Regions from separate parts of the Homo sapiens genome. Here region 1 is linked to region 2. A link is an interaction called in ENCODE POLR2A ChIA-PET data of the cell type or tissue named here. Cell type or tissue: B cell. All regions are shown on one strand. Each heading gives the region's core, and the rest is flanking DNA. Links, peaks and the distances in the headings are about the cores only.

Region 1 (2,858 bases), core at 359-2,858, 63 kb after region 2:
ACACCAAGACCGGCCTCTACAGTGCGGTGACATGGAGGCCCTGGCCCCCAGCTGCCCTGGCGCTGTCATCCCAGGCTGCGCTGCCAGCAAAGGCGTGCAGGTCACTCAGCAGGGCCTCAGCACTGCCCCCTGCGCTCGCTGGTCCTGGGGAGCCGAGGACCAGGTCGCCCTCCGTGTCACTGTCTCTGGCTTCCTCAGCCCGCACGGGGACCTGCTCTGGGCTGGACGCCTCTCCACATTGCTGCTCGCCTTCCCCAGGGTCAGCCTGCAGGCCACCATCCGCGACGTGGTCATAGTCTGTGTCCTGCTCATCCTCCTGTCGCTCAAGGTCATTGTCTGTGGACCCCAGCTCAGCTCGGGCCTGCAGCCAGCGACCTGGGGGGCTGGCCCAGAGCAGGCGCCGCGTGCGGCCCCACAGCGCGGCACCTAGGCGGGCCGGGTGGTAGTAGCCCCCTGAGTCACGGCTGAGGCGGCGCCAGGCCAGTGCTAGGCCAGTGGCCAGCAGTAGGAGCAGCAGCAGCAGCAGGACAACGGTGACAGAGCTGGAGCCCACGCTGTCCTCCGCGCTGCCACCCGAGCCCAAGGCCCCTGGCAGGGCCAGCAGCATCCCGAGCCCTAAGGTGCAGGGCAGAGCCTGTGGGAGACAGGCAGGGGCTCAGAGGGCTCAGCACCTGGGGTGGGGCCTGGTGTGGGGCAGGCTGGGTGACCAAGACCACTTTCGTTTTTTTCTCTTTGGGATCCTCTTGGGACAGCCAAGCAGAAAAGGCCAAGGCCTTATTTGGTCAACCAGGCTCTGGCCCTGTGAGATCAGCCCCCATCCCTCCAGCCTCCTCCCTACCACTCACCTCCCCCAACAGCTGCATTAAGCCACCTGCCTGGGGCCTTCGCACTGGCTGTTCCCTCTGCCCGGAAAGCTCCACCTCCTCCCATCCTCCCCTCCCCCGGGCTGCATGGCCTGCTCACCGTGCTCAAACTTCACCCCAGTGAGGCTGAACCTGACCTTAACCTCTACCCTGATGTCTATCACTGCAGCCCACCCCAGCACCCCCCAGCACTCAGTGCCTTTTTCCTTCCATGTCACCTAACGCAGGAGATAACTGTACTCATTTTTTATGTCTATTGTCTTATCTACCCCCCACAATAAGCTGCTAGGAAACGGGGGCTTTTTGGGTCAAGCATGTTAGTAGGTGCTCAATAAGTATGGATTAAATGTGTCTAGGCTGCCTGGGTGGGTGGGAGAGGAGATGGGAGGGAGGGAAGGAGGTTGCTAGCTGGTGTCAGGGCTGGCTCTCCCTGAGGCCTGGGATGGGGGATGGAGGGGCCTGGATGCACCCAGAGGCAACTGCTCATCTTCTGCTTGGCCAGGTCCCCAAACGGGGGTCCGTGAGGCCCCTCTTCCTCCCTCCCCACCACGGGGCTGCCCCAGCGGCAGGGTTTCCGTTCCACTCCCAGTCCCTGAGGGCCACAGGCGTGCAGGGCCGGGGGCTGGGGGGGGCTGGGGGAGGCGGGCGCAGCTGCCAGAGGAAGTCTGCGGTCGGAACAGGCTAGGTGGGGGGTGTCGGGGGAGGGGTGCTGAGGTGCAGCCAGCCTCCCCCACCACCCCAGGCTGTCCGCCCAGGCTCCAGGAATGCAAGTTCCCGCTCACAGGAAGACCAGGTAAGGGCCTTCCCAGGGCTCCTGACAGGGGCCTGGTCCGGTATGGGGTGCTGGGGGCCAGGCCTGGAGTCCCAGGGAGCCCAGCTCAGGTGAGAGAAAGGTTCAGCCTCTGCCATACTCCTCTTAGGTCTCACCTCTTCCCTGGGGCCAATGTGGGGCCCTCCTTAGCTCCACAGGCCCAGACATTCTAGCCCCGACCGCCTGTGGCCCCCATCCCAAGAACCCGGGGGGCTCCGAGGCTTACCATTGGTCCGCAGGCCCCTCCGTGCCGGGCACCCACCTCCAGCTCTGGCTGTGTCGAGCGAGAAGTGAGCTCAGTGCTCGTCTGCAGTGAAGGGTGGCCCAGGCTTCCGCTTCCTGCCCACATACCCCACCTGCCCCTCCCTGCTGCAGGACCCCTGGTCCACACCAGACCCTCCCCAGTCTCTCTGGAGGAGGCTGGGCTGCCGGGCCTGTCCTCCAAGGAAGAAGCAGCACCAACTTGAAGCTGGATGCAGCCTTGCATGTGTTCTCAGGTCTTCTGCCTCAGTTTCCCTGCCTGACAATCCAGGGGAGCAATGCCTGTGGGGCTGCTCACTGCCCCCAGACCTTCTGCACATGTGTGACTCCTGTGACATCCTCTGTCTCCAGGTTTCCAGACTTCTCAGCCCCACCCTTGCAGCAGCAGGTCAGCCTGGCTTTTAGAAAGAGAATTTTATTTGGAATGAAAATATAGAGCCCACCCTCCCGCCTCCTCTGGGGAGGGAGCAGAGGGCTGGGCAGTGGTCGGGGAGATGGTCCCTCAGAGGTCGAGGAGCTCGCCTGGGCGTAGACATCCTCCACAGGAACAGTGAGGAAAGCTGGGCGCTGGCTTCGGCCTGGGCCTGGGACGGGTGGGGGTGGGAACTGACCCCTGCGCTGCCTCAGAGGCTCTGGGCAGCCAGCTAGCCCGGTGCGACCCGCTGGCAGAAGCTGAGTGGGAAGGGGGCGGCGGAGGAGATGAAGGTGGCGTGTGGCTGTGGCCCTACGCATCCCCGTTCTCCATGCGGCCCAGCTGCTCCTCCAGGCGGCAGATGCGGTCGCCCTGCTCCTTGACCAGCGCCCTCAGGGCCCGCAGCTCCTGCATCACCTCCTCCAGCTTCCCAGCCTCCTGTGGGGACATGAAGCAGGGGTAGGGGGCGGTGGTCAGGGGCTGCTAAGCCATAGCCCTCCCAAACCCACCA
Region 2 (2,870 bases), core at 1-2,500:
GCGGGGTCCGGGGCACCGGGCTCCGGGCTCTGCCCGGCGCTGCCCTTTCCCGCGCGTCAACTCCCCTCCTGCCCGGGCTGAGCGGCTGCTCCCGCCGCTCCCTGGCCAGTGACAGACTTTTTCCTGCCGGGTCCGGCCCGGCTGCGCCAGCCCCCCGCCAAACAATAATCACTCCCAGGCCACGGTGGCCCGGGGGACTCGCGGCCGCCGCCCGCCGCCCCTACCTGCCGCCGGCTCCCCGGCCGTGGGCACCATGGAGGGTTCCGGCCGCGCGGCGCGTAGCTAGGAAGCCGCGAGTCCCGCGGCGCGGCTCGGCCCGTCCGGCCCGGCCCAGCCAGGCTCGGCGCTGCCCTCCGCCCTCCTCTCCGCCGCCCGCCCTTCCTCCCGCCCGCCCTCCTACCCCTCCCGGCGGGCCGGGGAGGGAGAGCGGCGCGGCCCGAGGTGTCGGCCTCCCCTCGCCTCCCGCCGCCCGGCCTCGGGCTCCCCCGGCCTCCCTCCCTCTTCCTCTCCCAGCCCCTCCTCCCACCCGCAGCCTCGCTCCCCGCCTCGGACTCTCTGGCCCCGACTGGTGCGCGGGGCTCTGGGGCTGCGGCTCCTACGGCCCGCCTCGCTGGGGCTCCAGGTTGCCGCCTCCCCAGGTCTGCGATCGTCCGGGCTCCCCGCCGCTCCCGGCCACCTCCTGGCCCCGCCGTGCGGACTCCAGGAATGCCGCGTCCCCGCCCGGCCCCTCTCGAGGGCGCCCAGCCGTGCCTCCCCCGGCCCGAGCCCAGCTCCCTGGCCCGGCCCCGGCGCGGGGCTCCCGGGGGTCAGGGCAGGACGGGAACCGGATCTCGTGGCTGCTTGGCGGGGCGGGGGTCGGGGCCTCGGCCGCCTGGCTCCTACCTGCTCGGAGGTCCATGGGGCTGGGGCCGGGCCGGCCGGGTGCGGCTCCTCTCCCGGAGGCTGGCGGAGTGGGAGGGCGAGCCGCGGCTCCGGCGAAGCTTTAATAATCCCATCCGCCAGGCCCACTCGCAGGTTTTTTTCGCTCGGTTTCGGATTTTTTTTTTTTTTCGGTGTGGGACATTCTGCAAACTTTTTTTTTTTTTTTCTGACGTGTAAAGCTGTAACCACAAATTGTAGCGGCCCTCCCCGGGGTGGGGGTAGGAGGGGGGAGGAGGGAAGGGAGGGCTTCTGGGGCTCCCTCTCCCTCCCACAGCACCGAGGGGGGGTGAGGTGAGGCGAGGCTGTGGCGGTACCACCCTGGGCCTCCTGGGGGAGGGGGCGGGGAGGCCATCAGTCCGTCTGAGGACTCCCAGGAGCCGGGGGACAGCGCCGGCTTCGGGTGGGCTTCTCCCCAGGCGTTGGCCTGGGACACCGCCCCCTGCCCCCTGTCCCCTGCCGATGCGGGGTCCCTGATCCAACCTACCTCTGCCTGTGCGAGGTCCCTGCTCCCACCCTACCTCTGCCTCCTCATCTCTAACCTTCCCTCCTCCTCCCCCTTGAGTAAATGCAATGACACATTCTCCCAAATGCCAGCGAGCTGGCCTGGGAGCAAGTGATGGTGTTTTTCCTGCTGCCCTTTGTCTGGGCTGACCGCCCCCCCTGCCTATTGTCCCGCCGCTTGTCCCATTTCCAAAAGCTAGAGCTAAGCGAGGCGCTGGGGCTGGGGCAGGTGACTAACCAGCTCACAATGCCCCCTGCGGGGGAGGAAGAGGGCACTGCAGGCCCACTGCCCGGCCCAGAGGCGAGAAGAGGCCACTTGGCGGGACTTTTTCCCTCAAGTTCACAAGGTTCTTCATTCTTCCTCCAGTGACCAGGGAGAATGTACATGGGTGGGGGATTTGTAATTCATTAATCAGCACGAGGCAACGGACCAGTTTCAACACCACAGGCTTCTTGGGTGACTCAGCGGGAATGCTCCGATTCAAGGCGATGGACCGCCCGAGCGTCCCCATTTGTGAAATGTTTCCCCATGAAGACCCTGGCATTCTCCTTCCTTTGGGGTTTCGGGTTGTTGGTTTTTCCGGTGGTGAGGTGGGGGTGGCTTAGCGGTGAGGGCTCCCCCTCCTTCCCGCAGGCCTGGGTTGGGATTTGCTGGGCAGGATACCTGGGGGTATGCCTGGACCCTCCCAGAGGGGGTCCCCTCCTCCCTCTCCAAGGGCTGCCGGGGAGAACACGCTCAGAGGAGGCAGCTCTAACCCAGGGCTGGGGACTGCCCTGCTTCATGATTTTCCTGGGGGAGAGTCATGTGGTCCCCAAGGCTTGGGTGCCCTATAGCCACACCACCAATTAAATCACTGGGTAATAAGTTGCTTTTGTTGTTGTTTATTTATTGTTTCAAAGTGGGAGAGGCCAGTGGTGGGCCAGACCTGGAAGGTGATGCCTCTCCCTGGAGTGGCATCAGAGATTTGTCTCCCACTCCTTCCTGGTGCCCCTGGAATGGGAGGGCACTCTGCCAGTCCAGCCCCAGCGCCTCCAACCTGTGGCCTGGGCAGGCATCCTGATCATGGCCAGTGCTGGGTCCCAGGGCAGCTCTTCCCTTCTCTGTACCGCGAGCACTGAGGTGGGGGGGTGGGGGGGGTGGGGAAGAAGTTTGTTTTCAATTACCTCACTGGAGTGGGACAGACTTTGTTGTTGGGTTGGTTTTTTTTTTTCTCTCTCTCTCTGTCCTTTCTTCCTTTTTTTTTTCCTAAACAAGGAGAAAAAGGGCTGGGAAAGGAGAGCTGGCTTGGGGTGGGGGGCAGGGGACTTTGAGGGACCTCAGTAGCAGCTCTGATGAAAACTGCCTGGAGGGACCCTTGTGAAAAGTGCTCAGGGCCTACCTCTGCCCCCCCCACCGCCCCCGCACCTCCTCCCTGCCCCCACCAGCCAGGACTCTGGAGTTTCAGTGA

What was found. ChIA-PET counts read pairs that join two places held together with the same protein. Peaks named below come from ENCODE experiments on the same cell type or tissue, not always from the same donor. Only the 100,000 strongest peaks of a DNase experiment are listed, where the experiment ranks them.
Region 1: POLR2A ChIA-PET joins it to region 2 with 13 read pairs; 14 of 35 experiments call an interaction of 5 or more read pairs at or near these places.

Annotation. Positions count from the first base shown.
Region 1 is chr11:67,435,717-67,438,574 of GRCh38, forward strand. CORO1B (coronin 1B) reads right to left here. Exons shown (of 11, transcript NM_020441.3): 11 at 1-2,785. The coding sequence ends at 2,660. It overlaps PTPRCAP (protein tyrosine phosphatase receptor type C associated protein), which reads right to left and starts at 1,966. Exons shown (of 2, transcript NM_005608.3): 1 at 1,901-1,966; 2 at 1-634. The coding sequence starts at 1,903. The coding sequence ends at 17. RefSeq lists enhancers at 346-1,107, 1,010-1,069, 1,385-1,917, 1,918-2,450, 2,451-2,858 and a silencer at 1,290-1,659. In B cell, for the core only: no CTCF peak of the experiment used is centred there; DNase peaks (open chromatin) are centred at 985, 1,515 and 1,975; H3K4me3 peaks cover 2,500 bases; H3K27ac peaks cover 2,500 bases.
Region 2 is chr11:67,372,642-67,375,511 of GRCh38, forward strand. It overlaps CLCF1 (cardiotrophin like cytokine factor 1), which reads right to left and starts at 957. Exons shown (of 3, transcript NM_013246.3): 1 at 883-957. The coding sequence starts at 898. All of the region lies in intron 2 of LOC100130987 (a long non-coding RNA gene), which reads left to right. RefSeq lists silencers at 346-685, 1,246-1,295. In B cell, for the core only: CTCF peaks have their summits at 1,673 (motif pointing left) and 1,875; DNase peaks (open chromatin) are centred at 1,070 and 1,630; H3K4me3 peaks cover 1,752 bases; H3K27ac peaks cover 1,499 bases.